Regions from separate parts of the Mus musculus genome. Here region 1 is linked to region 2. A link is a contact called in ENCODE Hi-C data. All regions are on one chromosome and are shown on one strand. Each heading gives the region's core, a stretch centred on a gene start or an enhancer-like site at or near the end of the contact. The rest is flanking DNA. Distances are from core to core; before and after follow the strand shown.

Evidence for each region. A loop is a pair of places that touch in the nucleus more often than their neighbours do.
Region 1: a loop to region 2 is called in a map of CH12.LX, with 1.8 times the contacts of the local background. The contact joins the enhancer-like site here to the promoter of Pik3r6 in region 2. A Hi-C loop is called at or near these places in 9 of 37 maps with a recorded cell type or tissue (CH12.LX, T-helper 17 cell, adrenal gland and 3 more).

The regions. Positions count from the first base shown.
Region 1 is chr11:68,543,616-68,546,315 of GRCm38, forward strand. It overlaps Pik3r6 (phosphoinositide-3-kinase regulatory subunit 5), which reads left to right. Exons shown (of 20, transcript NM_001081566.2): 15 at 1-70; 16 at 362-432; 17 at 1,105-1,195; 18 at 2,182-2,300. Among named protein-coding and RNA genes, the nearest start is that of Mfsd6l, 11 kb to the right of the region's middle. Within about 2 kb of position 1,339, at least 2 of the 3 ENCODE cell types and tissues checked have a DNase peak (open chromatin) inside an H3K27ac peak, as active enhancers do; they include heart, where a contact is called at or near this core.
Region 2 is chr11:68,501,763-68,504,462 of GRCm38, forward strand. It overlaps Pik3r6 (phosphoinositide-3-kinase regulatory subunit 5), which reads left to right and starts at 1,257. Exons shown (of 20, transcript NM_001081566.2): 1 at 1,257-1,485.

The sequences.
Region 1 (2,700 bases), core at 89-2,588, 42 kb after region 2:
CACGACCCTACAGAGGACATTTTCCTCACAGAGCTGAAGGTGAAGATCCAAGACTCCAAGTCCCCCAAAGGTGAGCTTCTGCTCCCCGTTTCCCAGAGCTCACCCTGGTTCAGCTGCCCCTTACCCTCACTCTCTGGTCTCTCACCAGATGTCAGCCCCATGGTCACCTTACTGTGTCATGGGACCCTGCTGAATGCCAGGGCCACACTTACCTCTGTCTCAGGGCACTCCCAGACTGAAAGGCCATCTTCTCAGATGTTGCCTCTCCATCCAGGAACAGCTGCCCTGTCTATCCAGCAGCTATGCCTGGGAGACATGGGGAAGGGGCTCTCACTTTCTACCCCCTCTTGTCTTCCCTCAGAGGGCTCTTCACCTCGAAGGAGAGGGGCAGCTGAGGGCACAGGAGCTGAGCTGTCCATGTGCTACCAGAAGGTCAGTGTCACTGGCATAACCAACAAAAACTTAGGAGGCACAGTGAATGAAAACCAGCCTTTGGGGTGGGGGTGGGGGTTGTAGACAGAGCCAAAGGGATCCCCCAGCCTTTCTTGAAGATACCACCAGACTCTTTCAGCCTCCAGAGCAATCTGCAACGATGGTGTAGGGACGAGGTTGACCTTACATGTAGACAAGGAGGCAGTGTGCTCTAAGAAATTAGAGGTTGGGTGAGCACACTGGTGCATGTCTTTAAGCCTAGCATTTGGAAAGCAGAGGCAGGTGGATCTCTGTGAGCCTGAGGCCAGCTAAGACTATATAGTGAGACCTCAGCTTAGAAAAGAAAAGAAAAGAAAAGAAAAGAAAAAAGAAAGAAAGAAAGAAGAAAGAAAGAAAGAAAGAAAGAAAGAAAGAAAGAAAGAAAGAAAGAAAGAAGGAAAGCAAGCTAGTTTCTTGCTCAGAACCTTCTTCCTTGTGAACTACCTATCTAGGCGTCTGATTGGCTCCTTGGGGATTAAGAATGGCTAAGCCTCTGCCCATATGCCCCTTATTGGTATCAGTACCCAAGGAGAACCTCAGGGTAGGGTGGAAGCCTGGGAGAAGCGAGACATGAAGATGCAGGGGAAAGGAAAGCCCTCGGGACTCCCTCTTCTGCTCAATTCCCATCCCCAGGCCCTGCTCAGCCACAGACCACGAGAGGTCACTGTTTCTCTGCGGGCCACCGGGCTGGTCCTGAAGGCCATTCCAGCTGGTGACACTGAAGGTGAGGAGCTGGGAATGCAGAGTGAGGAAATGGGAGGGATGAGGAGAAAATCAGGGAGGAGGAAAAAGGGTAAGAAATAGGGAAGCCAAGGTTGAGAGGCGGCAGCTGGGCGGGGCCTCGGCAGGGGTCAGAGGGTGGTTGGCTGAAACCAGGCAGCCTTGAGTAAAGCAGGACCCCAGCCCCCAGGTGGTCCACTGGCTGACAAGCTAGCTATCCCAGCCTTGAGGCTGGCTCCCAAAGCTGGAAGGTAGAAGGACCTGGGAGCAGAAGCGCCCCCTCTCTGAATTAGGCCTGCAGAGCTGGCAGCCTTCCCCTGGGAAATGTTGGATTTACATATTATTCCAAAATAAAAATAAATGAACGAATGAAATGGAGTGACTGGGGGACAGCGGAGAGGAGCATCGAGTGAACATGCTTGGTTCAGAGCCTGTTCTGAGTCTCCTGCGGAGGTGACCTTGAAGTTATTTTCTTTGCTTCTGTTTCCCCTCAGGAAGGAGTTAGGAATACTGATAATATCTGTCTCAGAGAGTTCACATGCTCAGGGGAAAAAAATGTCCCGCACCTAACAGAGTGCTGCTAAATTAAGCCCCTGAAAAATGTGTTTGGCTCTGGTAGTCTGTGTCACCACGTTTTGTCCTTCCAGGGACCCAGGAGCTCTTTGTGAAAGCTAATATTGATGGCGTGCTATGTCTATATAAGCTGATTTTTCCCCCTGTGTCATTCATTGCTCACATTATTTGTGGCCTTCCTCCTTAGACCAGGCTGGTCTCGAACTTGGCATCCCCTTGCTTCCAGCATCGGTGTTCTTACAGAGACAACTGGCATAAAAGGGAAGAAACTCAAGAAATAATACTTTCATAAAAGGTCACTTCCAGGCGAGCTGAGGGTAAACTGGCGGCAGAATGGGAAGACAGACATACAGGGTCTTCTTAGGACCCAGAATCTCCAGCTTCCCACTCACATAACCCCCCCCCCATTTCTCTCAGTTTCAGGGTTCTTCCACTGTACCTCACCAAATGCTGCTTCTGCCACAGACTGTTCCTGTCTGCACGTCAGTGTGACAGAGGTGGTCAAGTCCTCCAATCTGGCAGGAAGGTCATTTACGGTGAGTTTGTATGGACTAGAGGGGGGCGGGGACAGGCAGCTGGTAAGGGAGCCCAAGGGGAAAGTACTCAGAGAGGGGAAGCTGATGGTGGCCCTTCACACCTGCCGTGGGACTTTCCAATCAATGTGGGCAACGCAAAGACTCTGTGGTATAAGGCAGACACGGAGCCCCTGTCTTCCTTCCATCTGCAGCCCATTTGAGAATTAACACCCCTAACAACCACATTCACCCACACATGTCATCCCCACCACTGCTCTTCAACCAGACTCCTACATAGCAGCTCTCATATCCTCATTGCCTCTCTGACCACCTTGCCCCTTGGCTTTGCCTTGGCTGACATTTAGTGATCAAGGTATGAGACTCACCCATTTTCTTGCTCTCTGATGGCTTCTCTCAACTT
Region 2 (2,700 bases), core at 7-2,506:
GACTGGATCTAGGTGCTTCAAAGACAGTATCACTATTGATCTGCCTGACACTCTCCAGAGCCAATTTACCAATAGGATGTGACCATAGAGTCTGTGACTTTTTAAAAGAGGCCTAAAAAGTGTGTTGGAGATGTTCCTGTGTTTTTTATTTCAAGTCTGAGATAGAGGAGGAGGGGAAGAGGGAGGTGGAATGAGAGGAGGCCAAGGAGGTGGAGCTTCCTCTCAGTGCCCAAACTGTCCTTCCCTAGCCTTGACATTTGCCACCACTGACCACTGGTCCCTTCTTGACATTCCTGCCCAGCTTTTCCTCTTGCCCCTTTGCCCTGTTTCCTATTCTTCCCCGAGAAGAGAGATGACCCAAGAAAAACATTGGAAGGAGAGTCCCATGGCCTCGATGGTTTTTGTTTGTCTGTTTAGAGACAGGCTAGCAATATGCAGCCCTGGCTGGTCTGGATCTGGATATGTAGACAAGGCTGGCCTTGAACTCACAGATCTGCCTCTGCCTCTGCCTCTGCCTCTGCCTCTGCCTCTGCCTCTGCCTCTGCCTCTGCCTCTGCCTCTGCCTCTGCCTCTGCCTCTGCCTCTGCCTCTGCCTCTGCCTCTGCCTCTGCCTCTGCCTCTGCCTCTGCCTCTGCCTCTGCCTCTGCCTCTGCCTCTGCCTCTGCCCCTGCCTCTGCTTCTGCCTCCAAAGCATCTGGATCAAAGGCATGGACCACCACACCTGGCAGCCTGGGTAGTTAAGAACCTTCACTAGGGTGCGGAGAGGCTGCAGTGAGGAGCTACTCAGGGGTGAGATTAAGGAAGTGGCTCAAGGACAGGCTTTGTCACAGCTCAGGACAGAGCCCACAGGCTGGGGAGGCAGTGCTGAGCAGACTTGATGTGGTCTAAGATGCAAATGTGGGGGACAGATGCTGGGATGACACAGGGTTTCTGTTCTGAGGTGACAGAGATGCTGGTTTGGTGTGAAATAGTTCAGCCTGTGCATGTCAGATGTCAGGAGGTTAACAGACATCTGGTCCCTCATGCCCACCGTAGGATGGGACATAAGTGGGGTACCTGGACCTTTGGAAAGGCTAGATTTCTGCTTCAGAACCTCATCAGCATGAGAGTGGACATATCCATCCCTTGTGGAAATGTTCATCCCTCCAGACAGGTCACTTGCATTAGGCCAGAATAAGGAACCCCCAGGGACAGTGAGTGACCACACCCACTTCTTTGAAAAAAAAAAAAAAGCCTCAGCAGGATATGCCTGGGAGGGGCTTTGTGGGCCATGAGGAAGGGGAAGGGGAAGGAAGGGGAGGGACAGGACTAGCTGTGTGAGGAAGAACTTTTTCTGCAGATCTCTAGAGTGGACAGTCAGGACGACAAGCTCTCTTTGGCTCCTTTGGGACATCTGGTCCTTGGGGTTGCTGGCCTCCTGAACAGGACCTCAGGAGCTCATTGGCTGGAGGGTCTGGGGACGTGGACAACTGTGGTCCAGCTAAGGTAGGTTCTGACTGGGGCAGAGTGTCTGAGGAGGGAGTTGGGAGAGACAGGGCTGGACCCAGATGAGGTTCAACATGGAAGCGGCTGGTGGATGAAGAGCCCTAAGGAGCCCACGTCTCAGAAGGCTGGTCCTGCTGTGACAGTAAGAGCACCTGCCAGCTATTTCTGTTCAACCTATTTTCCAATGAGGAGAGGACCCAAGATCTTGTGAGGAGACCTTTCTTGTTTTACCCCTCGAACTCTGTGCCTGTTAGCGATAATAGGGTAAGGCCAATGCTGTATAGCTGTGATTCTTTCAGGAACTAGAGGTTGGGTGGGTAAGTGCTTCAATGCCCATCTTGGGTCAGGAATAGACCAAGACTCAGCGCAGGGAAGTAAATCGCAGCAGGTCACAGAATAAATGAGCGAGCAGGGAGAATCCTGAATCCCTGTCTATGTTGCTTCCAAGACGTCATCTGTCCATCTCTCTTCTGGGTATTTAGTGACTGTCAGGGCTGGCTGGTGTGGTGTGTATGTGTGTGTGTGCGTGCACTCACACTCTCACAGAGAGACCAGGAGGGGGTACAGGGAGGGGCATCTGTGCTCTTAGGTTGTTGGCCTCCTGCTCCAGGGGCTGAGACAAGGCCTTGGTTGTCTGATACAGTAATATAAGGCAAAAAATTGCTGGTGAGCCGGGACTTGGAGACAGATATAGGGAAAGTGAGGTGAGATCAGGATGAAGCTTCAGAGATCGGGAGGGCTTATATGCAGAGGTGAGGCTGGCCCTGGAGCACCCCTGGAGGAGAGAGCCCAGAGTGCAAATCTCAGAGGCAGGTCAGTAGATATATGATTGAGGATGAGGGAGCAGAGACCTAGAGACTTTGTGTGGCAAAAGATGCAGTGTGGGACTATCCTCATTCATTGATTTAGCTCCGGGCAGGTCTCATGTCTTACCAGGCACAGTTCTCCTGCCCATCCTATGTGACAAGGGCTGCAATGGTGTTTCCTTTAAAGCTGAGGAGGGCTGGGGCTGTTGCTCAGTGGCACAGCACCGTGCCTAGCATGCAAAAAGCCCACAGGTTTGTAAATAGGTATGGAGTAAGAAAGAGGAGAGAGGGAGGGAGAGAGAGAGAGAGAGAGAGAGAGAGAGAGAGAGAGAGAGAGATTGAGAGAGAGAGAGAGAGAAGCCGTTCAGACTTACAATAGCCTCAGTATAGGCTAGGTTAGACCCCAGTC